Regions from separate parts of the Homo sapiens genome. Here region 2 is linked to region 1. A link is a loop called in an ENCODE intact Hi-C map of the cell type or tissue named here. Cell type or tissue: heart right ventricle. All regions are shown on one strand. Each heading gives the region's core, and the rest is flanking DNA. Links, peaks and the distances in the headings are about the cores only.

Region 1 (14,780 bases), core at 3,723-11,722:
GGGACACCCGTCTGGGGCACAGGGGCAGGGTGTCCCTGGGGTAACCTCCAGGTCTCCTAATCTCAGCAGACTCTGGGGGGCTGGTTCTAGGAGATGCGCCCTCACCCAGTGCAGGGCCAGGGAAGGGGGAGGCAGGAGCCCCCAGGGGATGAACGAGCTCTAGCTGGGCTGCACCAGGGAGGAGGCTGGAAGGAGGCCCCAGGCTGAGGGTAGGACCCGGCTAGTGCTTGCCCAGGGACCCACAGGCCCCTTGCTGAGCAGACTCCAGCGAGGGGCCTGGCCCATCTTGTTGCAAAGGGCTAGAGTCCTGGGCTGAGCTGGGCAGTTGACCTTGGATCTGACTCTGTCTCCCCTGAAAGCTGTTCCACCCCAATGCAGGCTCCTGCAGCCTAGCACAGCGCCCAGCCAGGATGGGCAGGAGGAAGCCCTTCTTCCGACGGGCTGTCACCGCGCCCTGCCTGAGGGGCCTCAAGCCCCAGGGCTCTTGTCTCAGAACTGGGCCGTGGAGATTCAGGAACTATGGGAGTTTGGGGGATCTTGGTGGCTGAGGGCTGTGCTCATGGAGGACTCCTTGAGTTCAGAAGATGAGGCCCACCTTCTGCATAGCCAATAGGTCATTGTCACAGGGACACTGACCACCAGCACCAACCTCCATCCCCCGGCACCTGCCTTTATCACCCATTTCCCAGGTGAGGACAGGGGCTCAAAGAGGGGCAGGGTTCCTCTGAGGTAACACAGCAGGTGAGCAACAGAGCCAGTGAGGGCCTGGGGGTGTCCTGCCACGGGCTGAGGTGTGCCCACATGCAGGAATCCAGGGGTCCGTGGGCCAGGACACTGCCAAGAGTTGGGGGCTGGGGGAGGGAAGGGGGCATTGCCAATGCTGCAGCCCCTGCCCTGGGGGGTAGGAGGGAGATGCCCCTCCGGGGGCCCAAGGGCAGGGTGGGCCCATGCTGTTCCCTCCCACCTGCCACGGGTGAACCTGACAGGAGTGGGGATGGAGCCTGGCATCCCGAGGGAACCTCCTGGAGTAATCACTCCACATGCTCGCGGTAAATACTGGGCCCTTCTTCCCCTCCCAGTAATTGAACTTATTTACTTTTAACTAAGATTAAATGTTCTCTGCGAGCTCAAGATACTGACTGCCCTGTCAGGCTCAGTCCACGCTCTGCTCTTCCTGCCTCTGGGGACCAACCCCAGGCAGGGAGGGACCAGGCAGCCCTGGAGAAGCACAGAAATTGTTTTTCCAGGAAACTCTGGGTGGATAATCCACTTACATCATCACCACTGTCACCATGAGCATGGCCATAACCACCATCATGGTCAGCTCCACCAGCATCACCACCACCACCACCACCATCACCATCACTGCCACCACCACCGCCACCATGACTACCACCACCATCACCACCACCACCACCATCACTACCACCACCACCATCACTACCACCACCACCACCACGATCACTACCACCACCACCACCATCACCATCACTACCACCACCACCACCATCACCATCACCACCACCATCACTACCACCACCACCACCACCACCATCACCATCACTACCACCACCATCACTACCACCACCACCACCACCACCACCATCACTACAACCACTACCACCACCACCACCATCACTACGACCACCACCATAACCATCACTACCACCATCACCACCACCACCATCACCATCACCACCACCATCACCATCACTACCACCACCACCACCACCACCATCACTACCACCACCACCATCACTACCACCATCACCATCACTACCACCACCACCACCACCACCATCACTACCACCACCACCACCACCATCATCACCACCACCACCACCACCACCACCATCACTACCACCACCACCACCATCACTACCACTACCACCACCATCACTGCCACCACCACCACCACCACCATCACTACCACCACCACCACCATCACTGCCACCACCACCACCACCACCATCACTACCACCACCACCATCACCACCACCACCACCATCACTACCACCACCACCACCACCATCACTACCACCACCACCACCACCATCACTACCACCACCACCATCACCACCACCACCACCATCACTACCACCACCACCACCACCACCATCACTACCACCACCACCACCACCATCACTACCACCACCACCACCATCACTACCACCACCACCACCACCACCATCACTACCACCACCACCACCATCACCATCACTACCACCATCACCACCACCACCACCATCACCACCACCACCATCACCATCACTACCACCACCACCATCACCACCACCACCACCATCACTACCACCACCACCACCACCACCACCATCACTACCACCACCACCACCACCATCACTACCACCACCACCACCATCACTACCACCACCACCACCACCATCACTACCACCACCACCACCATCACCATCACTACCACCATCACCACCACCACCACCATCACCACCACCACCATCACCATCACTACCACCACCACCACCACCATCACTACCACCATCACCACCATCACCACCACCATCACTACAACCACCATCACTACCACCATCACCACTACCACCATCACTACCACCACCACCACCACCATCACCATCACTTCCACCACCACCACCACCACCATCACTACCACCACCACCACCACCATCACCATCACTTCCACCACCACCACCACCACCATCACTACCACCACCACCACCACCATCACCATCACTTCCACCACCACCACCACCACCATCACTACCACCACTACCACCAGGACCACCATCACTACCACCACCACCACCACCATCACTACCACCATCACCACCACCACCACCACCATCACTACCACCACCACCACCACCATCACTACCACCACCACCATCACCATCACCACCACCACCACCACCACCATCACTACCACCACCACCACCATCACCATCACCACCACCACCACCATCACTACCACCACCACCACCACCATCACTACCACCACCACCATCACCATCACTTCCACCACCACCACTGCCATCACTACCACCACCACCACCATCACCATCACTACCACCACCCCACCACTACCACCATCACCACCACCACCACCATCACTACCACCACCACCACCACCATCACTACCACCACCACCATCACCATCACTTCCACCACCACCACTGCCATCACTACCACCACCACCACCATCACCATCACTACCACCACCACCACCACCATCACCATCACTACCACCACCACCACCACCACCATCACTACCACCACCACCACCATCACTACCACCACCACCATCACTACCACCATCACCACCATCACTATCCCCACCATCACTACCACTGCCACCACCACCACCATCACTACCACCACCACCACCATCACTACCACCACTACCACCACCACCACCATCACCACCACCACCACCATCACTACCACCACCACCACCAGCACCACCACCATCACTACCACCATCACCACCACAACCACCATCACCACCACCATCATCAGAACCACCACCATCACCATCACTACCACCACCACCACCATCACCACCACCACCATCACCATCACTATCACCACCACCATCACCATCGTTACCATCACCATCACCATCACCACCACCACCACCATCACCATCACTATCACCACCACCATCACCATCGTTACCATCACCATCACCATCACCATCACCATCACCATCACCACACCTCCATCACTATGGTCGCTGTGACTGAGCCCATCCTCACTACTGTCATCAGCACTGTCACAGCACCATGCTGACAAGCCCACAGTGGGTTTGAGGGCTGCCATTGCTTGGGACTAGTTCCTCAGGCACAGGAGGCTCCACGCTGGTCTGATTGCATTGGAGGGGATGCCTGACAAAGGTCTTTATGGGGTGTGCATTGTGGAGTGGGGAGGGGGAGGCTCAGGGAGGTCTCGAGGACTTCATGCCGTGGGCATTCTCCCCGGCCCCCTTCTGTCTCAGCAGCTCCCCACGCTTCTTGACTGAGCTGGAGCAGAGGAAGCAGGCAGGGGTGGGAGGAGGGGCAGGGGCAGGAGAAGGGGCAGGGGCAGCCACAACCACCTCCACTTAGGTTGGAGCACAGCCTCCTGGCCTCCCTAAAGTGAAGGGCCACCCAGAGGAGGCACCTAACCATTCTCCCCTCCGGACTCCACCCAGTGCTTGGATAGCCAGCGGGGCAGCTTGGGGTCGGGGCTGGGCACTCAGCCAAAGGGGCTGGAGAGCATGCCGTGTGCAGAGCCTGCTCCCATGAGGTGGTGAGAGCCTGCTGCACTGGTCTCCTGCCCCGAGCCTTGGCTTGCTCATCTATGAACGGGTGACGTGGTGCCTGCTGCACAGCAGGCCACAAGAGCAGAGCGACAGGACACAGTGAGGGGCGGTAAGGTGCTGCCTGGTAAGAGAGCTGTGGGCTGGCCTCAAGGGGTAGCCTGTGTCCTCTTGCTGAGAATAGTGGGAAGCGAGCTGCGAGCTTGGGCCCACAGTGGTGGTCTTAGGCTGCCGTGGTCACATAACGCCACCTCCCAGTGCCTGCGGCACCACCCCTGGGCTCCGCAGCCCCAGCCAGCCGTCCATGTGGCCCATCCTGTCCTCTCCAGGCCTGTCTGTGTGCACCCAGTGGAGGGTCTCCTGTCTCCTGTGGCTCCCTGAGGCTGCTGGTCACAGAGCTGATGAGGACACTAGAGACCGCTGCGGGGCTGGGCGGGGGCCCTGTGGGAGCGCAGCAGCCTGGGATCTGCAGCTGGGGCTGACCTAGCACAGCAGGCCACTGATGCCACCTCTCAAGTGGCAGGGGCTTCACAGCCTCCCACTGCAATCCCGGCAGGCCTCGGTGCCAGGGCGGCCCCATCCTGGGGGCCACTGAGGACCTGCATCGGCCACAGGGCTCGTGAGCATGGGCACCCCAGGGCTCAGTGGGGGCAGCTAGAGGGAGGGTTCAGTCACCTAGGCCTGCCCAGAGCCCTGCTCAGGGCCCAGGATGAACTGATGGGGGCAACCTGCAGGCGGTGCCAGCGAGAGTGGGCGCTCCCCACAACAGGGGAGCCACAGCCAGCCTCACCGAGAGCAGGGAGGGAATGTGTGGAGATGCAGGAAACCTCTGCCACGTCCAGGAAATATTATTAACAATTAAAAATTTTAAATCTTGGTAACATTCCCGATGGCCAGATAATTAATATAAGAGCAGATAATAATTACTCAATGATTAATAACTGCACTGAATAGTTTTCAAAGTAATTGTGATAAAGAGAATGTTAAATGAAAACCCATCAAAGTTGCTGATGCCCTGCACAGCGAGGGCACCTTAGTGCTGGGGGTGGCCATGTCGACTGGGCTGAGACTGGCCCCCCGGGCCCACTGTGTCCTGGTGGCACGTATGGAGTGTGAGGACCACCTCCCCAACACACACGGGGTGAGGACCCTGCACGCACATGCAAAGGCAGGGGTCTCTCTTAGTATTGGGGCAGGTGGGCAGAACCTGTCTCTCTTCCTGCCTCACTGGGATTGTGGATGACCATGGGGTTGGCTCAGGAGTCTGCCCTGTGCCTGCAGATGTTCTGGATATCTGGGCTAGTGTTGGGGGGTATTATCTGACCCATGGACCAGTCTCTGGTTCTTCTATTGCCCCAGCCACTCCAGGCCTTTGGTGAACCCCCTCTACCATTCAACTTGACCTGCCATGTTCCTGAGATCTAGCCCAGGGCTACTCCATCCACCAATTCTCACTAAAGTGTGAGTGGTTGCTTGGCACTACCCTAATCTTTGCCGCCTCATGTGTTTATTGGTGTGAAGCCTTCAGCTGCAGGGGGATGAAGAAGGTGATTCCAGGCAGAGCAGGCCTGCTCCCTCCACCCTTAGGCTACTGACTCTGCAGTCCTGGACAGTGGCTGGGAGCTACCAGGAGCCCAGGTTGGGGCAGGACCTGGGGACCTACTGCCCCTCACATAAGCCAGTTTCTCCAATCCTGGTTCCTTGCCCTGTCTGCCATGCCTCCCAGCTGACACCACCGTGCGGCTCCCTCACCTCATCCTCTGAACAGGACCATCCTGAGTTGTCACAGCTTCCAGACCCCCCGAAGCCACCTGGTCCCCTATCAGGCTGAGGCTGTCCAGACATGGCCTGCCACGAGGCCCTGAGTGGATATGCTGGCCTGGACACCAAGGATGAGGGACCCTGGCACTTCGCATCTCAGGGATGCCGGGTGCTCACCCGCAAAGACCCAGAGGAGAGAAGGGGAGAAAAAGTCTGAAGGGCTCGTGACCACCCTGGGGTCCTGATGGGGCCAGGCACGGTGGCCATACTTGTAACCCTAGCAGTTTGGGAGGCTGAGATGGGAGGACTGCTGAAAGCCTGCCTGTGCAACAGGCATAGAAGGCCCTGTCTGTATGAAAAATAATTAGCTGGGTGTGGCAGCAAGTGCCTGTAATCCCAGCTACTCAGGAGGTGAGCCCAGGAATTGGAGGCTGCAGTAAAAGTCATGATTGTGCCACTGCACTCCAGTCTAGGTGACAGAGTGAGAGCCAGTCTCAAAATAAAAAAATAAAAAATAAAAAAAAAGAAGGACTCCTGGATCACCCTGGGGCCGCGCAGGGATGGGTGGGCTCTGGAGGCCACAACTCTATTCTAACCACAGTGGTAATGATGGCTTCGGGCAGGACCACTGATGGCACAGAAATCACCGGGTGAAAGGCTGATGCAGATGGGCCTGTGGCTGAGCTCAGCTTCCCCACAAGATCCTGCTTCCAGAAAGAAGAAGGCGTCCTCCTGGTGGAGAGCCCTCGGAGCTCAGCCCATGAAGGAGGGACATGTGGTGCCCCTGCTGCGGCTGCCGCTCCCCAAGTCACCAGGAAATGCAGACCACTGTCTGCGGCCACTGCATTGCTTCCCTTGTTCAGAGGTCGTCATCCCACAGTGATGGCAAAGATGGCAGTGACCACGGGGCAGGGGAGAGCCCAGTAGGCGATGGGCCAGACAGGTGCGGGCCCGGGCAGGGCAGATGGGGCGCTTAAACTGCTCTTGCTGCTTCTTTGAGAGTTAAATGTTTCAAGGCACAAGACTTTAAAAAGGAGGCACCTGGAGACATGAAGGCCAAGGGTGACAGCCTCGTGGGGAGGGCCGTTGGGGGCCTTCCCGATGCTCGGCACAGATGGGCACTGTGGGCTATGGGCCGGGCAGGTGTGGTCCTGGCCTCAGGTTCCTGTCTCCCACTTCTGGGAGCTCTGCCTCCCTTGTGGCCTCTGTTTCAAGGTCATTTCTGGATGGGCAAACTGAGGCCCCAGTGGCTGGGGTTGTCCAAGGTCCTGAAGGCCAGTGTTGGAGCCTCCGGGCACTTGGCCCCTGCGGCCCCCACGCCGCTACCCCCAGCCCAGGCCCTCAGGTCCAGAACCTCTTGCCCTCCAGCCTGGGGCCACTGTTCTGAGAGTGTGCCCCGAACGACACTCCCTCATTAGCCGAGTCCCAGCTCTGTGTTCTGGGGTTGGAGCTCTGGGGCTGTTGTCCTCTGGGCCTGGCTGCTCACTGAGGCTCCTCCAGGGGCCCTGCCACCCACCTTGTGTGCCTGCAGATGTCCTTCCCATGCGAGCACCAGTGCCACAGCCCTGACCCCCCGCCCTGCCTACCCCATCATGGCTCGCCACCAGCCCAGCTGAGCTGCTACCCCGAGCCCACCACTTCCCTAAGCCCCAGCTTGCTCCTGGCACCTGGCATCAGCCTGGGAGGGGCTGATGATCTTGGGGGAGGATCCTGCGACAACTGCCGGGCCTGGGACAGTGATGGAAGTCCAGGCCTCCAGGGAGGCTAGGAGGCTGGTCCCAGTCCCTGCTCAGCCATTAGGGCTGCCCCTCCCCATGTTGGCCTCAGTTTCCCTGTGCGTAGCATGGGTTTGCGGTAAAGGTGATGCACTGCCATGGCAAGGTTTGTTATTGAGGGTCCTTGGAGCGGGGCCACTGCAGCAGGAAGTCCCCGTGGGGCCCCCTGCGTGGGGTTGGCCTGGCTCAGGAGATGGTCCCGGCTGCTATTTCATGTATCGTGAGGACACCGAATCCTACCCCAAGGCCATGAGGGCAGAAGGCCAAGGCTGTGAGCCTTCCCTACTTGGAGACATTTGCCCTGGGGAGCGGCTGTTCCCAGACCCTACATGCCTCCCCCACGAGTGATCTGCGGACTGGGGAGGGCACTGCCTACATCTGCCCCAAAGGCAGTGGCAGAGGCTTTGTGGGATGAGGGTGGTTTGTGCTCTCAGAGGCACTGGGCTCAGCCAGCGGCTGAGGTAGAGCTGGGGCCCTCCGGGGCAAAACATCAAAAGTCTCTGAGCTCCTGTCCAGGGCTTGGATGAGTTGGGATTGGTGCTGCCCCAGCACCCAGGATTCCCCAATGCACCTGCCACCTGGCAGTCCCTCCCCAGGGCTCAGCACCCACCATGAGTCCTCAAGGATTTGGGTGATTCAGTGGCCTGCCTCGCTGGGCCTCCCCCTTAATAATGCATTCTTGCTAATAACCTTCTTTCCTGTGTGTCATTAAACACATCCTCCTGCTGGTGGGTAGTGGAGCAGCCGGTGGTGGCTGGGGAGGCCCGGGCCCCCAGGAGAGAGGGAACCCTGGGAGGCTGGGGGGTAGGAGGGGACAGGGCTGGTGCACCACCTGAGAATAGGTACAGGGGCTCCAGCTCTGGGCAGCATCATGAGACGCTTGTGGGGTCGGGGGCGGCAGGGCAGAAAACAGCCTACAGGGGCCAGGCTGGGGGCTGCCCTCCTCGTCCTGTGGTCACTGGGCTATGGGAATGGGAATGAGGGCAGGGCAGTGCTAGTGGCCCACAGCCCTGGGGGGCAGCAGCCCAGGGATGGTTACAGGACAAGGTTTGCGTAAAACCAGGCTTGGAGGCCGGTGTGGGGTGATCCCTCTTGGAGGTGAAGGAAGGGAGCAGTGTGGCAACGTCCTGGAAATCATGGTCAGAGGGCCCAGCTGGGGCGTGTGGCCTGGAAAAGGCACTGCCCCCACCCCCACCAGCCAGGGTCTTTCCCTTGCCCCTGCCCCCTCCTCAGGGCCCCGCCCTGTCAGCCCTGCCTGTGGGTTTCAGCCCCATGGGCAGAGCATCAGACTTAGCCCGGGTGGAGGACATGGTCGGTCCTGCGGGCAGGTCGGGGGAGTCCCAGGCCAGGGCCCAAGGCCACCCGGGGGCAGCCCTGCCCACGCCTCATCTGGTGGACCAGGGAGAAGTCCTCCATCAGGCATGGTTACAAAACTTCTCAGACTTAATTAAAGTCAATCTCCAGTTACTCAAATGCCATTGATTTGGATCTCGACTGATGGGGAAAATATGATCATCATCATGGGAAACATCGATAGGAAGGCGCTGAGTACCTGGGCACAGGGCCGATCTGGAGCCAACACAGTCACGGAGCCCCTGCTCTGGGCCCGACCACGGGGCCCTCATGCAGAACCCTTGTCCAGGCCCTTCCGGAAGGGTCTGCCACTTGCTGCCTGGGTGTCCCTGAATTCTCACCCCCTGGCTGAACCCAGGGGCCTCACAGAACCGGGATCCTGCAGGGCTGATGGGAGGCTCAAGGGTGCGTGTCTTGGGGCCGGCAGCAGCCAGCGCTCTGTGGAGACCGTCTACCCTCGTCACGTGGCTGGGGTCCTCTTGATGTTGCACCGGGGACCCTGGGCTGGCAGGACTAAGTCTAACTGGGGATCCAGGGCTCCTGCCTATCAGCCCCCAGTGAGTGAGTGCAAGAGGGAAGGCCCTTTGGCCAGTGCTGCACCTTTTACTTGCGTGGGCTTTGAGGCTTGGACCCAGCCCGAGGCCCATTGGGCAGCAGATGTCAGCACCTCTGTAGAGGGCAGCTGAGGCCAGACTTCTCCATCCAGCCTCAGCAGAGAAGCAAGGGCGGAGAGCAGGTAGAACATCAAGGCGGAAGGAGGTGATGCTGTTCGGGGGCTGGGGAGAAGTGCCTTCAACCAGAGCACCTGAGGTTCTCTTCTGGCCTTGCAGCCTGGAGCCTGGTCTGGGGCTAGGAGGTGTCGCAGCTGTGAGGCCCCAAGTGCAGGCCCAGGCAGAGGAGACCTGGAGGCAGCTAATGTGGGGGAGAGTTGACTGGGGATCGTAATCTAGTTTTCTGTTTTTCCTTGGAAAAAGAAAGACAAAGTCCCCAACTCACCTGCCCTTAAAATAAAAAGTCACAGGCTGGGTGCATTGCCTCATGCCTGGAATCCCAACACTTTGGGAGGCTGAGGCAAGTGGATTGCTTGAGCCCAGGAGTCGAAGACCAGCCTGGGAAACATAGAGAGGGAAACCCCCTCCCTACAAAAAAATAGAAAAATTAGCCAGGCATGGTGTCGCATGCCTGTAGTCCCAGCTACCTGGGGGCCTGAAGTGGGAGGATCCTTTGAGCTCTGGAGGTGGAGGCTTCAGCGAGCTGGGATTGCACCATTGCACTCTAGCCCGGGTGACAGAGTGAGACCCTGTCTCAAAAAACAAAACAAAACAAAAAAAACCACCAAAAACCAAAGTCACATAAAATGTCTTCATAAATACAATAGAGGCAAACCTCATGTGATTTGTGTTCATGGACTTGGAGGGGCCAAAGGCCCAACAGAAGTGAGAGGAGGAGGGAGGGGAGGGGTGCAAGGGCCAAGGGTAGAGGCCGGGAGGGGCCAGCATGGTGGCCTGAGTCCACTGCAGGTGGCACTGCTGGCTTTGGTGTCCTCATTTCATCTCCTGTGACCTCTGCCCTTGGCATGTCCCCAGGTACCTCCTGTGGGCTCCTGGCTGGGGTGGGGTAGGAGGAGGAAGCTGAGGGTGGCCAGGGTCTGTGTCCATCGAGGGGTGTCCAAATTCTAGTGGAGGGAGGGCTGGAGGGGAGTGGGGAGGGGCCTTTGGCCAAAGCCAGGTGCTGGGGTGTGACGGATCTCCACGGTTGCTGGGACCTTGTGGCCATTCCTGGGACATGGCTTTCACCTTAACAAGGGCCCTGGGTGTTCCAGGGGTCCCCATCCCCTGCCCCTGGGGGCTCAGCACACAAAGCCCAGCCTGGGGCCTGGGCCATGGTAGCCAGGGAGGTCAGGGTGTGAGGCCTTGGTGGCCTCCAGGTGGGCGGTGAGCCAGGGGGTGTGGACATGTGGACAGTGCCGGGCCTGGGTCATGCACTTCGTCAACCCTTCACGCCTAGACCACAGCCTCTCTGAGCAGGGCCCAGCTTGCGTTGTGCTGAGTCTTTTGTTACTTTAATTAATGCCCAGCTTCCTGACGCTTAATTAAACTGGAATTGCTCCATGTCCAATAGCCAAGCATCCCATTAGATACAAGTTAATGCAACTGTCGCAGTGGCCATGAAATGAGGCTGGTGCGTCCCCCAGGGAGGGATGCAGAATGCATCTTGGAGGACAGCATGGCCTGACCGGGCAGCTGCACACAGGGCCAAACTGAGCCCGTACTGGACAGCCAGCCCTCAGCCCACCCAGTACTTCCACAAGACCCTTCCCAGGCCCCTCGAGGAGGACTCCCCATGGGGGCCCTGGCCTCCAGCTCCTCTGCACGCCCGAGGGCAGCCTGCTTGCTTCCTGCTGAGGTTTGCTGTTCCAGCTCCATGAGAAACTCATGCTAGTGTATCAACATTTGGAAAATGCAGAAAAATTAGAGAAAGGAAAGTAGGGACTCCCCACCCCAGAAAGGTGCCATCCTCCCATGGGCCTGCGTTTTGGGCTCCGTAGGGGCTACAAGGTGCTCTCTGGGGCCTGCAGTGGGGGCCGGGGCAGGAGCTCTGGGAAGGCGTGGGGGCAGAGGCCACATTGTGAGGAGCCATTGGTTCTTCAGGAGCCGGAAGTTCTAGGATGGGGGGCAGGGCTGGGAGCCAGCGGGGGTGAGGCAGGCTGGGGATGCTGGGGTGATACCTTGCACCCACCAATCTCCAGTGCCAGCCTCTCACCCTGATGGCCCCGTGTCCAAGGCAGCCTCACGGTGCCCTCTGCCAGTGGCCAAAGGCATTGTGCCTGGTTGGTCCATCACCCCAGAGTCTTTTAAAATTAAATTAAATTAAATTAAATTATAATTAATTTTAGAGATAGGGTCTCGATCTGTCACCTAGGCTGAAGAGCAGTGGCACCATCACAGTTCACTGCAGGCTTGAACGCCCACGCTCAAGTGATCTTCCCACCTCAGCCTCCCAAGTAACTGGGACTGCAGGTGTGCACCACCACTCCCGGCTAATATTTAAACACTTATTTATTTATTTATTTATTTATTTGTTTTTAGATGGGGTCTTGCTCTGTCACCCAGACTGGAGTGCAATTGTGTCATCACAGCTCACTGCAACCTTGAACTCTTGGGCTCAAGTGATCCTCCAGCATCAACCTCCCAAGTAGCTGGGACTATAGGTGCAGGCCACCACACCTGGCTAGTTTTTAAAGTTTTTTGTAGCGAGGGGCTTTCACTATGTTGCCTAGACTGGTCTCGAATTCCTGGCCTCAAGCGATCCTCCCACCTTGGCTTCTCAAAGTGCTGGGATCACAGGCCTGGGCCACCACACCCGGCCAGCCCAGACTCTTGGTTCAATCCCCTAGAGGGCTTGAGTGGGGCAAGGAGGTGGCAAAGTGGGCAGCAAGGGGGCCGCCCTGGACAGGTCTCCCTGTCCCCCTACCCGAGGGTACTGAGCGGCCTCTGCATTGGGCTCCCAGGCTGGGCTGGGTGGGTCTGAGGCAGGAGCAGCCTCCCCCTGGAGGCCAGCTCAGGTGGCAGAGGCCCGGTCTGCCCCGGGTCTGCGGAGCCGAGGGCAGGTCTCTGGTGCGTAGGTTGCTGGGCCTGGCTCTCTCTCAAGCTTGTTTGCTGTTTGGGTCCTCCTCTTTGGGGCCAGGGCCACACGCACCTCTGCGACATTAGCTTGGTGCCTGTGAGGGGCTGGGTATCTCAGGAGATCGCAGCAGGTCCTAGCACTACCCTGTTGCATTCTTCAAGGACTCCCCGCAGCCCAGTGTCTGTGGAGTGGGGCGTGAGGTGCTGCCTCCCATGTTGCTGCTTAGAAGGACGCAGCCCTGGAAACCCTCACTGTGGAGTCTCTGAGCCCCTCATCCGCAGAGCAGCAGTTGCTGCTGTTTGCACAGACAGCAAATCCGGGGCATGTTTGTTTAGTAAGATTACCTCTGCTGGGGCCTGGCCCAAGGGACAGGCCAGGCACAGAGGGGTGGGGGCTCTGTGCATACTGAACACCCCCCCGAGAGTGGCTCTGTCTACAGCCGGACCACTCTGGAAGTGACGGCACTGCGGGCCTGGAGGGCTGGGGCAGTCCAATTGGGCACCATGCCCTCACAAACAACACACACACCAGCGGTGGGGTTGCGAGGGGGCGCTGAGGGAGGATCCTGGCTGCCCTGCTTAAGCCCTGCAGCCTGTGGGGCTGTGTCCACCCGGGTCGCATGTTGCTTCTACCTGCACGGTGGCCCCACCACACAAGGTGCCGTCCTGCCCTCCAGTCAACTTCCTGGGGCTCTGAGCAGCCTGTGGTGGCACCTCACCTGGGCAGAGGGTGGGAGGAGCAGCGCCCTTCCTTCTGTGCAGGGAGTCTGATCAGGGTTCTGTCTCACTGTGGGACAGTGGGGGCCGGGGAAGAGCGGCAGGTACCAAGTGCAGACAGCAGATGTAGATGCATGCGGGGGTCCGGGCTGGGGCCAAGAACACAGCCCTGGAGTCAGGGACACCGGCTTCATGTCCTCACTCTGCCATTCAAGAGCTGGGGGACCTCGGGCAGGTGGTGTAGGAACAGGGAGGAGTCTGCCTGCAGCACGCAGAGGAGGGCTGTGCTGGTCAGGGGGTGTTTTGGGGAGAGGACCTCAAAGGGAGGTTGACTTTGGGAAAGGGGTCAGAGTACAGAAAAAGTGGGTCCAAATCCTGCTTCAGCACTGAGACCCTGCCTCGGCAGGGGTCTCCAAGCTTGGCTCCACCCCCTGAGGGGCCAGTTACTGCATACCTCGCCCACCCAGGAGCTGGGGGCCCTGGTCCTGTTTCCCAGGGAGCTGTTGGCACTTGTGGGCTCCTGGCTGGGGTCCAGGTGGGCTCTGCTCCTCTGCCCTGCCCAGCGCTTTGTACTGAGCCCATCCTGCAGAGACTCAACGGGGCCAAACGCACATTCCTTGACCTTCTGTGAGTCTGTCAGTCTTCATCCCTCCCTGGACCTAGGAAGGCCTGGACAGCTTTGACCATTGGTGTTGGGTGGACATGGCGCTGCGCTGCACCCCAGGCCCTCAGAGCCCAGCTGTTCTGCTTTCTGCTTTTGGTCCTGAGCTGCCTTGAAGGAATCTGACCAGCAGGGAGAGCCCACGGAGCGGGAGGGCCTGTGGGGCTCAGCCCTGCAGCCGGTCTGCCGAGGCCAGGCCTGGGGGCACAGCTGGGGCTGAGTACACTGAATGCCCCCTCGATGCCATGCACAGCAGAAGAGCTGCCCACACCGCCCTGCTGGGCCCTGCCCGGGCTCCAGACCCACAGACCAAGCACACAAGAGACTGGGCTGCTTTGTCATGCAGCAGCAGGTAGCCGGACACATGTTTCCCCATTCCCCTGCCATCCTCTGAAATCCTGTGGGGAGAAAGCATGTGAGGTCCAGTGGGGGTTGGGGTGAGGGTCTGACTGGGGGCTTTCTAACCCACGTCTGAGTCCCATCCGGCGCCAGTGCCACAGTGGCGGGTGACTGGTGCTGCTCACACTGGCAAGCTCCTACCTAGACTTTGGAGCCCAACTCCACAAGGCCCCTGAACTACCCCTGTAGGCACCGCA
Region 2 (14,780 bases), core at 2,783-10,782, 130 kb after region 1:
CTCAACCCCATCGGCCCCTCCCCTTCCAGTTGCCGGAGGGCTCGGGCCCCTTCAGCTGGGCTCCCACATTCCTGACCCCTGGCCTGCAGGCCCTCAAGACTATGCCAGCCCGGGCTCACCTGGTGCCAGACACCTGCATCTCCCTGGGGTGGGGGTTGGGGGCAGTAGGCTCCGTGGACCTAGCACACGTATGATTCTTGGAAAATGTAAATGTCTCTGAGGACAGCGATCCCAGCTTCAAATATTGCTGTGGGCTCTCGGGCAAGTCCCTCCTCCTCTCTGAGCTTCAGTTTCCCCCGCATAAAATGGAGCAGTGATCGTAGCTCCTGCATGGGAAGGTTGTGAACACCATGCTTGTCAGCAGAATATACCCTAATTTTGCAAGGAAACAATATGGCAGGGGTGGGGGGGATCTAAATACCTTTCCTTATACACGCATTGAAAATGATTATATAAAGTGGTGAAGTGTGATTGCATTCACATAAACAGTGGCATGTTCTGGGATCTAGCAGACAATCTTAACTTCAGGAAATGCAATCATATTTTACTAGCTTTGAGAAAAGTGAATAAAATGTCATAGCTAAATAGAACTCAAGTAGGATCTGTGAACGGCAGCATGGAGTGGATAAGGGGATAACGTACCGATGAGGGAATTTATATACCCAGCAGCCCAGGTTTGGTGCAGGCTGATAACGGAAAGACAAACTCCAAATTAAATGAATGTGAATGAATTCCTTTGCCTGCGGACAGACCAAAAATATCGGTAAAAGTGGCTACAGGGCAAGCAGAAAAATGCAACAAATTAGAATGAACGCAGGGAACCATGTTTCTGGCAGAGAAACAAATATTTCAGAGTACAGGTAAGAGGCACATGGCAAAAAAAACAACAACCTGACTTTGCCAGAGCTCCAATGTCATGCTCACGGCTGAGGAGAAACAATTATCTCGCTGGGAATGAGTGCAAGTGAGAGAACGGAAGGAGTCCTGAGCACGGTTGACTGCATGTGCCCAGGGGCCCGGACAGGCAGCACAGCGGCCTCTCTACCCTCGAAGGTCTGTTTCTTGTCTGCTTCCTCCTTGAGAGTGGCAGGCCCTGGTAACTGGCCCAACCTCGGGGGCGCCCAGCAGCTGGGTCCCCACCACATGCCCAAGTCTGGCCCTCTCAGATCTGCCTGTCTCCTGAGCTGGAGAACGGAGCCCACCCCTCCATCCCCGACACTCATCTCCCATCCAGTTGATCTCCCTGAGGACCCCCCCACCGACAACTCCCACCTGGATCCCCTGGCCCTGGTGGGGCATCATTCTTTCAAAATAATCCATGACTGTGTTCAGTGGCTCACGCCTGAATCCCAGCACTTTGAAAGGCCAAGGTGGGAGGATTGCTTGAGCCCAGGAGTTTCAGATCAGCCTGGGGTAACACAGCCAGACCCTGTCTCCACAAAAAACTATTTTTTAAAAATTAGCTGGGTGCAGTCCAGCCTATAGTCCCAGCTACTTGGGAGGCTGAGGCAGGGGGATCACAAGCCCAGGAGTTCAAGGCTACAGTGAGCTGTGATCACATCACTGCACTCCAGCCTGGGCAACAGAGACCTTGTCTCTTAAAAAAAAAAAAAAAAAAAAAGCCATCAGCTGGCTCAGGGTAGCCACCTGCCAAGGGTCCCCAGCTGAGCGTAAGACCTGCTTCCTAGGATTTACAGAGCTCCTGTGAAACTCGGTTGTTTCATTGATTGTCACATGGAGCCAGTGACTTTCAGGCCAGCCTTGTTCCCACAGGTGGGCTCTCCCGTGGGCCTGGGCACCCAGCGCTAGGCCTGCCCTGCTATGGTCTGGATGTGAGCAGAGATCTCTGTGATCCCTGTACCCCTCGCTTCTCCCCCTGCCCTCTCTGCAGCCCTGCCCCTGGCAGCCCCTGCCCACCTTCGCCTCTGTGCAGGGCCACAGGCTTCCTTGAAGCAAATGCTAGAACTTTGAGCTCTTTGCTTTTTAAAAAAAGATAACAGCTTTATTGAGATATAATTCATTATACTATTCATTTATTACCTTTTGCATTATACCATGCAATTTTTTCCATTTCAATGGCACAATCGAATGGTTTTTTAGTCTATACACAAGGTTGAGCAGACATCAACACTCTGTAGCCCCAGAGTATTTCCAGACCCCAAAGAAACTCCGTGGGCCTTGGCAGCCCCTCCCACTCCCCCTGTCCTCCACCTCCAGGCCCTTACCAGTGCCACAGTCACCAGGCTACATTATGGGCTTGTCTTCGTGTGACTTCTGTCTCTATGGGTTTGCCTATTCTGAACTCTTCATATAAACTGAACCATAAAACTTGTGGCCGTCTGTGTCTGGCATCTTTCTTTCTTTTCTTAAAAAAATTTCACTTTTATTTTAGAGACAGGGTCTCCTTCCATTGCCCAGGCTGGAGTGCAGTGGCACGATCATAGCTCACTGCAGCCTCAACCTCCTGGGCTCAAGCAATCCCCTCACCTCAGCCTCCTGAGTAGCTGGGATAACAGACATAGACCACCATGCCTGGTTAATTTTGTATTTTTTTATAGAGATGAGGTCTTATTATGTTGCCCAGACTGGTCTAGAACTCTTGGGCTCAAGTGATCCTCCTGCCTTGGCCTCCCAAATTGCTGGGATTACAGGTGTGAGCCACCACACCTGGCTATTTTTATTTTTTAATTGACACATAATAATTGTACATATTCGTGGGGTACGTAGTGATGTTTCTATACATGCAATGTATGGTGATCAGATGAGGGTAATTAGCACACCTATCATCTCAAACATTTATCATTTCTTTGCATTACGAACACTCAATATTCTCTTTCTAGCTAGCTGAAAATACATAATTTTTGTTTTGGTTTGGATTTTGGTTTTTGTTTTTTGTTTTTGAGACAGGGCCTCACTCTGTTGCCCAGGCTGGAGTGCAGTAGCACCATCACGACTCACTGTAGCCTCTACCTCCCAAGGCTCAGGTGATCCTCCTGCCTCAGCAACCCGAGTAGCTGGGACTACAGGCATGTACCACCACACCTGGCTAACTTTTGTATGTTCTGTAGTGATGGGATTTGACCATGTTGCCTAGGCTGGTTGTGAACTGCTGGGCTCAAGCAATTCTACCCCTCTAGGCCTCCCAAAGTGCTGGGATTACAGGCGTGAGCCGTGACACCTGACCCATAATATGTTGTTGTTAACTAGAGTCATCCTACATTGGTGTAGAACACTAGAACTTATTCCTGCCATGTAGCTATAATTTTGTATCCTTCAACACATCTCTCCCTCCCTCTCCCTCCCTTCTTTCCACCCTTCCCAGCCTCTACTATCCTCTGTTCTACTTTTGACTTCTATGAGGCCAGCTTTTTTTAGCTTCCGCATATGAGCAAGAACATGCGGTGTTTAACTTTCTGTTCTGTCTCATTTCACTTAACATAAGTTTCTCCAGTTCCATGCATGTGACTGGCTTCTTCGATTTTGCATACTTTCAAAGTTCATCCATGTCATGGCATGCATTAGTACTTCATTCCTTTTTATAGCTTAATAGTATTCCACTGTATGGATGGATCACGTTTTGTTTGCACCGTTTTGCTGTTGTGAATAGTGCTACTGTGCACCAGGGTTGTATTCCTCTGTGTGCCACTGGGTTGAGGGTTGGGGGATGGTAGGTGCTCCCATAAAGGGGGAAATTGACTGATACTGGCTGAAATGGACCAGGCTCTTCATTAAGCTGGCCTCTGAATGTTGCAAAAGCATTCTGTTGGTTTCCAGGATCACTGCTTAAGACGGTTCCTTTCAGTACCACTGTTGTCCAGGGGAGGGATGGGTTCCCGGAGCTTCCTGATCTGCCACCTTCTCTGATGTCACCCTCAGACCCTCTGCTTTTGAGCCCCAGGCTACAGAGTAAAAGTCTGATGGTAGGATGTGAGGTGAGGGACCTTCCTTGACCCGGCACCCACATGAGGCAGGACTGAGAACACCCTGAGGACTGCCCGGGTGGCTGGGGTGCTGAAGCCAGGCTTGGCCCCTCCACAGGCCATGCATGACAAGGACCACCCTGTCTCTGAGCTTTGCCTTGGCCTTGCCGTGACATTTTCAGGTGTGTTTCAGCTTAGATTCTGCTCTGGGGTTTCCCGTGTAAGAACAGGGATGACGTCTAAGCCCTTGTCTGGCATTTGTCAGGAATATTGGGAGAGGCAATGTGGCAGTGTGAGAAACAAGCTCACCCATCCAAACCTGAAGAATGGACTCAGAGGCACGAGCAGTGAAAGTGAGACTTTTTTTTTTTTTTTTTTGAGACGGAGTCTCGCTCTGTCGCCCAGGCTGGAGTGCAGAGGCGCCATCTCGGCTCACTGCAAGCTCCGCCTCCCGGGTTCACGCCATTCTCCTGCCTCAGCCTCCCGAGTAGCTGGGACTACAGGTGCCCACCACCACACCTGGCTAATTTTTTGTATTTTTAGTAGAGACGGGGTTTCACCGTGTTAGCCAGGATGGTCTGGATCTCCTGACCTGGTGATCCGCCCGCCTCCGCCTCCCAAAGTGCTGGGATTACAGGCGTGAGCCACCATGCCCGGGAAAGTGAGACTTTTAATAGTGGTCTTGCGAGATTGGTGTCTGGTGGATAGGCGCACTCAGGGCAGTCACAGCAAGTAACTTATGCCCTAGCACACAAGTCCCTCCTCCTCATTGGTCGAGTACTATGGGGTTACAATCTTCCAGGACATTGCCTAAGTTTCATTATCCACCTTATAAGGTTATACCCCGTCGCCTTCCCCGCTTAAGTTTCAATTTTCCAATAACGAAACTTTCTTCCCTTTTATGGGCTGACCCTTTTTCTACATTCTGTCTGCTTATTGTGATCTTCTACGTGCATGAGCCGTGCGGTTTGTTACATTCTCAGGCTGGCTGCCAGTACTTAGATTTATCATGCCTTGAAAATGGGCCATTTAAAATGTTTTCTCATGGCGGTAAATCGGTGAGCTGACTGTCATACACTCAGTCATTTTGCCCAAAGTGTGTGTGATGTGGAGGGCTGACAGCCTTCTCCATTACCAGTGCAGTGAGAGGTGGCACAGCTGGTGGGACCCCCTCTCTCTCATGGATATGAGTGCGTTAGAGGGGAGGTCTTGGGCCAGGAGCAGATCAGATCAACAGGATTATCCAGAAAATGGCAGTCATGGCGAGTATTGGCTCCAGATGGGGAGGGTTAGGGTCAGGGTCGGCTCTTCTCACCTTCCTGAGCGAGTCACCAGCGTCGACAAGTTACTCCCAACATACAGGGCCTGGGTGGAGGCTGAGTGCTAGGAACCCAGGCTCCAATTCTGGTAACCAGGTGCAGATGCTCAGGAGAAGAATGCAGCCCAGACAAGCGTGGTGTGCCCTCCAGAGGAGAGGACGTGGCATCAAAGGGCTGTCTTCATGGAGAGCAGGAACAGAGACTTTGGGAAGCCAGGGGGCCTTGGCCTCAGCCCTGCTGGCAGAGGGTCCCCACCATGTAGCTGAAGTGCCAGGGTGCTTGTGAGGACTGGGTGTGGTCCAGGGTGACTCAGGGCAAGGCCTGGGGGATGCATCTCAAATCCACAGTCACCAGCCTAGAAACTGGGGTCACACTTCCCACATGGGTTCCCACATGTGGAAATTTCATTCACTAAATAACGACACATCAAGGCAGCAGTATGGATGGGGCACAGCTGTCAAAGTCACCAGCAACAAGTGCAAGAAGAGAAGAGGGAGTTGCAGCCACATAGGTGCCCAGGTGGGCCCTGGGGGTCAGAGAGGGCCTGCCAGGGGTAGCACCCACCATGCTGACCCTGATGAGGAGAGGAAGGAGGGTGTGGGATGCAGGGGAGGGAAAGGTGCCTGAGAGCAGCATGCAAACAGCCTGGGCTCAGGAAGAGCCGATGGCATGACAGGTGCTGGGGAGAAAGGCGTGATAGGTGTGGACAGGGGCCACAGGAGGAGGGATGGTCCTCAGGAAGGGGAGACTGGTGGCTATGGCCGGCTGCCGAGGCTAGCCTCTCTCCAGCAAAATGAGCCTGGATTCATCCACTCCTTTTGTCTCTCCCCTTTGCTCTGTGGTGCCGGCAGGAGGAAGAGGAGCAGAAAAACTGTTGCTCCATTCATCAGGAAGCCTCTCTCTCTCTCGAGTGGTGGTGATGGTGTCCCCCAGGGGCACCTGGCAATGTCTGGAGACATTTACGGCTGTCCCGACTGTGTATGTCTGTGTGTGTGTGTACTACAGGCCTCTGGTTCCTGGAGGCCAGGGATGCTGATACACAACCTGCAATGCACAGGGCAGCTCCCACAAGGAAATTATTCAGCCTCAAATTTCAACATTGCAGAACAGGTCAGGGAGTGCAAGGTACCTCCTGCTCTTTCCAGCAGGTGCAAGGTGCACAGGGAGAAGCAGGTGGGTGAGGTGGGAGGAGGCTGGAGCCAGACCCAGCGTCTGTGGGGTGCAGGAATATCGTGAGGTGACGAGGGGCCCAGCGGTGAGTGATGGGGAGGGGTGCACTACGGCAGGCCGCCAGGGGCGGTTCCACCAAGAAAGTGACATCTGGGAGGGGCATTGAGGCAAAGGGGCCGCGAGAGGGTAGGTGCTCTAGAGGTGGCCCACGGGCGGGCGGCACTGAGGCCGGGCCTGCAGGGGAGGCGGTGTGGCCAGCGGACTCTTGTTGGGTGGCAAGGGAAGGGAAGAACCACAGGGCTGCACAGGTTCCGAGGGGGCCTAGTGGTCCGCATTTGCCCTTGGGTGGGCGGTGGGACTGGGAGGACAGGAGAGGAGCGCGGGGCAAGCCCCTAAGAGGCCTGAGGGGTGGGAGGGAGAGGACGGCTTCCCATACGCCCATTTAGACCAGAGGAGAAGCGGACCCACTTTGAGGGCTGGATTCTCAGCCGATCCGGCCTCAGCTGTGGGTCCACGCGGCTCAAGGACCAGGGAGGAACCCAGGTGTGCGGCTGCGCTGATCGGCGGGCTCCGGACCCACCTGGCTGGCCTGGGGACCTGGGAAACCCGGTGTGGTGGGGAGACCGCAAGCCTGGTCAGGGGTCCCGCTCCCAATGGGGCGGGTCTCCTGTGAGGAAGGCGGAGCTCAGGGCGGGTAGCCCCGGGGACCGGGTCTCTCGCGGGGGTGTGGCCACGGCCCGGTGGGCGGGGCCTGCTGTGGACGCACAGAGGTCTGCAGCGCGCGGGGCGGAACCTCCCGAGGAGAGGGCGCGGCTGGGAGCGCGGGGCGGGGCCTTCCGAGGAGAGGGCGAGACTGGGAGTGTGAGGCAGGGCTTCCCACGGAATGGGGGCGCGGAGCCGGTCCTCCCGAGGAGCGGGCGCGGCTGGGAAGGCGGGTCGGGTCCTCTCGAGGAGCGGGCGCGGCTGGGAGCGCGGGGCGCGGCCTCAAGAGGAGAAGGGGCGGTGGGTCCTGGGGCGTGCCAGAACCCTTGAGGAAGAAGCGCTGGTGTTCTGGAGTATGACCACCGGAGCCGGCCGGGCCTCGGGTTGGGGCGGGGCCTCAGGGGTGGGGTTGGGACTTCGGGATGGGTTCTCCAGAGGTGAGAGCTGGGGTCGTAGGGTGGACCGGCGTCTGCTGAGGAAAGGGAGCTGCTTGGAGCGCGGGGCGAGGGACTCACGTGGAGAAGGCGTGGGCCCTACGGCGGGCGGGGCGGGGCCTCAAGAGGAGCGGGTGCAGATGCTAGGGAGGGGCGGGGCCCCTGGGATGGGGCGGTGTCTCCCGAGGAGTGGGCGCGGCTCGGAGCGTGGGACTTCTAAGGAGAGAGCGCGGCTAGGGGGCATGCGGGGCGGGGAGGGGCGGGGCGGGACCAATAGCGCATACTTAAGCGGCCCGGGCGGGTACCGGCGTCCCGCCATGGCTCTGCGGCGCGTCTTGCCCGCGCTGCGCCCCTACATTCCCCGCTTCGCGCCGCTGTCCACGGCGCCGGCCGCCAGCGAGCAGCCCGCCGCGGGCCCAGGGGCCGTGCCAGGACGTGGGTCGGCCAGGGCAGTGCGGCCGCTGGTGCCCGCCGTGGACTTCGGCAACGCGTAGGAGGCGTACTGCAGCTGGCGAACCTGGGAGCTGGCGCGCAGCCTGCTGGTGCTGCGCTTCTGCGCCTGGCCCGCGCTGCTGGCGCGCCACGAGCAGGTGCGCGGGGTGCAGCCGGGGCGCGGGGCTTCTGCCCGTCCCGGGAGCCTTTACGGAGTTTCCTGGCGTGAAACGGGTGCCTCCCAAGCATCTCCTGGAGCAAGGGAAGCCAGGAAGGGAGGCGTTTCCTGCAGTCCCTTTCTGATATCGCGAATTTTCCTACTTCTCGATGTCTACCAACTAAAAACAATGGTCGTTTTAATATTTACGATATATACCACTTGTGGGAATACAGAGTTATCACTTGGAATTTAAAATGGAGTATTCTTCATGTTGACACAAGAGAAGCCTGGTGTAGGGCTCATAGCCTGGAACCCCAGAGTTCAATCCCCGGGACCCAGCCGCTTCCCAGACACGGCCACTCTGAGAACACTGTTGGGGAAAAATGGGAAGCCCCTCAAACGCCCAGCTTTGAACTCACCCATGGTAACTTTAAAAAGTGTCAGGGCTTTTGGTGGCGGTGGTGGGGGGCAACAAGCAGAACACTGTTTTAGCCGCATCAGCCTAGGGGTACTAGAGATGACGGTTATCTCCAGGTGACCCTGGGAAGAGTTTGCAAGGTTCCGCTTTTTGGCGCCAGGGTATCTGGTGGTGTTGATTTCTCAGGTGAGACTGTACAGAGGTCGGGGGCTGCACCCCTGGCCTCAACAGGAGGCGGGGGAAGGCGGGGGACGGTGTGAGATGAGAAGCACCGAGCCACACTTGAGCTTAGGTGAGGCCTCGGCGGGTGCGAGGTGAGGGCAGGGATCCACGAACTCAGAGTCAGATGCTGTTGGCCCGAATCCCATGGGGAGCGCCAAGGTCAGCCTAGGACCCGTGGTGGCGGGAGTGCGGAGGATGGTGGAGGAAGAAGGAGCTGAACTGGACAGATGGAGGGCTCTGGGAGGGCACTGCTGTGCTTGTGCACACAAGGATGTCTTAAGGTCAAGTTTTGGCCATAGAGAGCCCCGGCCAAGGAGACAGGAGGGCGAGAAGGGACATCCCAGGTAGAGGAACTGGCAAGGTGAGGGACGGCGATGTGGAGGCTTTGGGGAGTGCCCACATCTAAGGGGCATCCCAAAAGAGGAGCCAGTGCTGGTGGTGCTGCAATAGGAGGAGGAGGCAGCAGGGCAGGAATGCCAGGGGAGGGAGTGGCCAGCCACAGGGCAAGGACGGGCATTCTAGGTGGCAGCTGAGTGGGACAGAGACTAGCCATGCAGAAGCCATGCCCACCTTGTGGCCAGGATGTAGTGGGGGCTAGGAAGGCACCAGGTCAGGTTTCTTTTTTCTTTTTTTTCTTTTTCTTTTCTTTTCTTTTCCTTCCTTCCTTTTCTTTTCTTTTTTTTTTTTTTTATGGAATTCGCTCTGTCACCAGGCTGGAGTGCAGTGGCGCGATCTCTGCTCACTGTGACCTCCACCTCCCTGGTTCAAGCGATTCACCTGCCTCAGTCTCCCGAGTGGCTGGGATTACAGGCACGCGCCACCACACCCAGCTAATTTTTGTATTTTCAGTAGAGACAGGGTTTCATCATGTTGGCCAGGATGGTCTCAATCTCCTGACCTCATGATCTGCTCACCTTGGCCTCCCAAAGTGCTGGGATTACAGGCATGAGCCACTGTGCCCAGGGAGCTGGTGCCGCATCTTCTGCCTGGGAATCCCTTCCTGACACAGCCTCTGGGGGCCAGAGATGGGGGGAGCAGGGCTCCAGGGGTAGAGAAGCCAGAGGTCACTAAGGCCCAGTGTCCTTCCGTGTTAGAAACACCCGACCCTGCACAGCCCCATGCTGGCCCCAGCAGCCCTCCGTCAGGGGCAGCGGGTCCCAGGCCTGTTTATGTTTTTGTTTGTTTGTTTCAAATGAGACTGGGTCTTGCTCTGTTGCCCATGCTGGAGTGCAGTGGTGTGATCATAGCTCACTGCAGCCTAGACCTCCTGAGCTCAAGCCATCCTCCCACCTCAGCCACTTGAGTAGCTGGGTCTACAGGTGCATGCCGCCACACATGGCCAAGTTTTTTTTTTTTTAATTTTTGTAAAGAGGAGGTCTCACAGTTGGGCGTGGTGGCTCATGCCTGTAATTCCAGCACTTTGGGAGGTGAGGCTGGTGGATTGTCTGAACTCAGGAGTTCAAGACCAGCCCGGGCAACAGGGTGAAATCCTGTCTCTAATAAAATACAAAACATTAGCCAGGCATGGCGGCAGGTGCCTGTAATCCCAGCCACTCGGGAGGCTGAGACAGAATTGCTTGAACCCGGGAGGCAGAGGTTGCAGTGAGCCGAGATCACTCCACTGCACTCCAGCCTGGGTGACAGAGTGAGACTCCGTCTCAAAAAAAAAAAAAAAAAAGAAAAAAGATGAGGTGTCACTATGTTACCCTGGTTGGCCTGGAACTCCTGGGCTCAAGTGATCCCCCCACCTTGGCCTCCCAAAGTGCTGGAATTACAGGCGCACACTACCACACCCAGCTAATTTTCATATTTTTTGTAGAGATGGTATTTCACCATGTTGCCCAGGCTGGTATCAAACTCGTGGCCTCAAGTGAACCTTCCACTTTGGCCTCCCAAAGTGCTGGGATGACAGGGCATACCACTGCATCTGGCCCTTCTGAGCAGTGCTTGGAAGCCACCTCCTGACGGGGGCTGGGGGTCAGAGTGGCCAGCTGAATGCTGGGCCATCAGGGTGAGGGGCGTTTTCTCCTCATCCATTGCCTGTTCTCCTGGGGCAGATGTAAGGGGAAGGCCCTGCACTGGGGTGGTGTTAAACAAGATGAGATGGTAAGATCTGCTTTCACTTTAAAGGAACATTTCTGGTTGTTGCTTGGAAAGAAGTGTCAGGGGCAAGAATGCTGCAGGAGGGCTGGCCTGGAGGGCAGGGTGGGACTGCAGGCTGGCTGCACGGGGGCAGGAGCCTGCGCTTGCGTCAGAGGTTCCTGAGAGACTTGGGCTCTGGGGCAGAGGCCTGAGCAAGGGGGCCTCGCTGGGGTGTCTCTGTCTTAGCCACACTCGGTGTTTCTGGGTCCTGTGACCCATGTGTGAGCAGCCTGTGGTGCTGGTGGCACAGGGGAGGAAACCGAGGCAGGGAGCCTGTGGGGGCTGCTCGGCAGGGGACAGGCAGCTCCTGTGCCCACTGCTGTCCCACACCTGCATGGAAACACAAACCCCACCACGGAGCCCCCTCTCATCTCTACAGGGCCTCCAGAGCGCCATGTGCAAGAACTTCATGGGCGGGGTGGGGTGGGGTCAGGAGCCTGCTGTGGGCTGGCCAGGCATGAACACCAAGCTGGAGGTGGCGGTGCTGCAGGTGGGGCAGCCTTCCCCTTCCCCACTCCTGTGGCTTGTGAGGGGGTGGGCACCGTGGGGGCGCACAGGGGGCATGGTGGGCAGTGGTCGGAGGTGGTTTTGGGAACTCACCCAGGGCACGTGGCTCACTCTGCAGCTGCTGGGGTTGGCCTGGTGGGGAGGAGGAGGTCGGAGGGACTCTGAACAGAGAGGGGAGATGCTGGCAGGAGGGCTGGAGACCCAGCCCTGCAGGGCGTGGGCGTGCATCAGCAGCGGGGTGGGAATAGACCTGTCTATGCAGTAGAAACAAACCAGACATGGATCCTGTTCTTACTAACGATGTAATAAAGCCAGAAACAGCACCAGAGGCCAATGGGTGGGGGGAAGAATAAAATGTGAGCGAATGGGGCTGATCCAGGCCTTCTCACTTCTCAAGGAAAGTGTCGCAAAGATGGGCATCGCATCCAGGGCTGAGATTGAGGACTGGTTCACGGCAGAGACCCTGGGAGTGTCTGGGTGAGAGCAGCCCCCAGGCTGAGAGGACACGAGCATCAGCCATGGTTCCAGCCAAGCCCCAGTGACGTCTCCCAGTCCTGGCTGCCCTGCCTGAGAGGGTGGGCCTTGGGATGACAGTGCTGAAGGAACTGCTTTTCACACAGCAGGACTTGATGGCCTCAGGAGTCCCTGAGGCTGGGGCTGGGCTGGGCAGGGGAGACACAGGGCCAGCACAGACCCCATAGAGGGCTCTTTATAGAATTATCTGGGTCCAGAGCAAAGGTGGCACTCTCAGCCCTCCCTGGAGTCCACGCCGGCAGGTGAAGGATCAGAGCCCCATGCCCCATCCTTGGGGCCAGGGGCTGGGACCCAGGTCACCAGGAGCCTCCAGTTGAAGTGGGGAGGTGACTGGGGTGGTGCAGTAGTGAGCCATCCCCTCACACACTGCCAGCCTTGCCCACTGTGTCCTCCCTGGCCGCCCGGAGCTGTGTCCGCCTCCTGCCTGGCTGCCTGTGCTCGGCCCCTCCACAAGCCCAAAACAGCCCTAGGGTACTCAGTGTTTTCAGAGCCGCCTAGATGCAGGACTGTTTGTGTTTTGGTTTTAAATTTTTTTAATTAATTTATTTTTTATAGAGACCAGGTCTCACCATGTTGCCCAGGCTGGTTTCAAACCCCTGGGCTCAAGTGACCTGCCCGCCGCAGCCTCCCAAAGTGCTGGGATTACAGGTTTGAGCTACTGCACGCCACTGGTTTTAAATTTTTAAACAGAAAACAATATTTACATTTCCTCTGTCTTTTTTTTTTTTTTTTTTTTTGAGACGGAGTCTCGCTCTGTCACCCAGGCTGGAGTACAGTGGCGCGATCTCTGCTCACTGCAAGCTCCGCCTCCTGGGTTCATGCCATTCTCCTGCCTCAGCCTTCTCGTCTTTTAAAACTGAACACTGAGGTGGGTTTTGTGGTGGTTGGTGAACGGACAGGTTTGGGCCTGGATCCCCCACCCGACCCTAGCACCCACAGGTGGGGTCGCCAACTCTGCTGATGTGCCTCCTCCCTCAGCACTGTGGACCTGCTGGACTGGAGCAGCCTCATCGACAGCAGGACCAAGCTGTCCAAGCACCTGGTAGTCCCCAATGGACAGGTAACACCTCCGCTCCTCAGTGAGGCCCAGCTCAGCAGGGCGCTGCGCTAAGAAGGGAATTCAGCCTGCCACATGTTTCTCTTGTTGCCTACCCTGGGAACTTAACATGACCAAGATCACTGCACACTATGGCCCCACAGACCCCCTATGGTCCAGGGGGAAAAGAAGACAAACCCACTAGTGTCCACAGAGTGCTTGGTGGGACAGAGACCCACGCGGAGCCTTAAAACACCACAAGGAGAGGGGGTCTGGGGGCCTTCCCCAAGTCATCTGTCTTGTGCATCAGGTCACCCCAAACTTCAGAGGCCTAAAACGGCAGCAGCCACTCTGCTTCTGCCTCATGGTTCTGGGGTTGACAGGGCTCAGCTGGGCAGTCCTCGCTTGGGGTCTCCTGGGTAGCTGTACTCACAGAGTGGTGGCGCTGGGACCTGGGGGAGGCGCCCACTCACATGTCTGGGAGTTGGTGCTGGCTGTGGCTTGGGCTTTTTCCCAACATGGCAGCTGGGCTCTAAGGGCCAGTGTCCCCTGAGACGTGAGAGCCAGGCAGAAGCTGGGTGACCTTTTCCTGCCTCACCTCAGAAGTCACACGGTGTCTTTTCTGGCAAGTTCTGTTTGTTAGAAGCATGTCACCAGGCCAGCCTGTATACTGCGGGGAGAGGAATGAGACTCATCTGCCTGTGGGAGGGGGGCCCAGGACCTGGCTGACTGCTTGAAACCACAACCTAAACTGGAATTCGAAGAAAGAACAGAAGCACCTTCAGAAAACATCCTGCAGAGGCAGCTTTCCATGACACATCTAGCCCCAGTCCACTAAGGGCCCAGCCTCAAACTCAGAGCCCCCGACCCAGAGCCTCGGGGCGCAGTGCGTACAGTGTGGCTGTGCACCAAGGCCACCAGCTGTTGGAGACTTTAGCATGGTGTAGCAAGGGATAGAGTGGTACTGCTTGTGCCCAGTGAGGCAAGGCTGCTGGGGCCAGCAAAGGGGTGAGCGGGAGGCCCTGCGGGATGGGTCCCCACGGCCTCTGAGCACCAGCTCCTTGAAGGCCTCATCCTGGCGGTTGCCCTGGTCCCTGGCTACGTGTCAGCACGTGCTGCACAACTGCCCTGTCTGCCTGTAGCCAGGGGTCTTCCTCCTGGGCCCTCTTCCTGCTCTGGGTGGAGCCCTTCTGTTTGACGATTGGGTGGTCAGTGTTCACTTCCTCAGTGTCACATGGGAGCTGCAGGGGGCCCTCCCACAATGGTGGGGCCTCTGTGAGAACTGGGGAGGCTGTTAGAGTACACACTTCGGAGTGCAGGCCTGGACTGAGCCTGGGGCCCACTGACATGGGCACTGAGCTCCCTCCTGGTACCCCCAGGGCCCGCGTAGGGCAGTGCACTGGCTGCGTTGGAGGTTCCGGGGCTCTGTGCTGCTTGTCCAGGTGGCCCTCCCTCCCGGCCCTGCATGAGAGGGTTCCCGTGGGCTGGGAACACTAAGAGAGGTTTAGCCTGGGCCTCAGGGTGGCACTTCCTGGCCCTTGCTGTGGCCTGACCATGTGCTGTACCCCCAGACAGGACAGCTGGAGCCCCTGCTGTCCCGGTTTGCTGAGGAGGAGGAGCTACAGATGACGAGGATGCTACAGCGGATGGATGTCCTGCCCAAGGCGAGCTGTCCCGCTCGGGCAGAGGGCTGGGGCCTTGGGGACCCGGGACTCATGCAGAAGAGGGCACCTGCCTCACTTGAGCAATAGTTGCTCCCACTCTCCCACCCCCTGCGCCTCTCA

The links. Hi-C counts contacts between places; a loop is a spot of excess contacts. Peaks named below come from ENCODE experiments on the same cell type or tissue, not always from the same donor. Only the 100,000 strongest peaks of a DNase experiment are listed, where the experiment ranks them.
Region 2: it touches region 1 in a loop (4-fold over the local background); 101 of 110 quality-filtered maps call a loop at or near these places.

What each region holds. Positions count from the first base shown.
Region 1 is chr22:20,160,770-20,175,549 of GRCh38, forward strand. No RefSeq gene overlaps it. Among named protein-coding and RNA genes, the nearest start is that of CCDC188, 17 kb to the left of the region's middle. In heart right ventricle, for the core only: no CTCF peak of the experiment used is centred there; no DNase peak of the experiment used is centred there.
Region 2 is chr22:20,291,898-20,306,677 of GRCh38, forward strand. It overlaps the pseudogene PRODHLP. Among named protein-coding and RNA genes, the nearest start is that of DGCR6L, 21 kb to the right of the region's middle. RefSeq lists enhancers at 627-1,128, 6,110-6,611 and silencers at 7,065-7,334, 7,375-7,554, 7,575-7,714, 7,785-8,094. In heart right ventricle, for the core only: no CTCF peak of the experiment used is centred there; DNase peaks (open chromatin) are centred at 7,164, 7,724 and 8,082; H3K4me3 peaks cover 1,658 bases; H3K27me3 peaks cover 1,910 bases.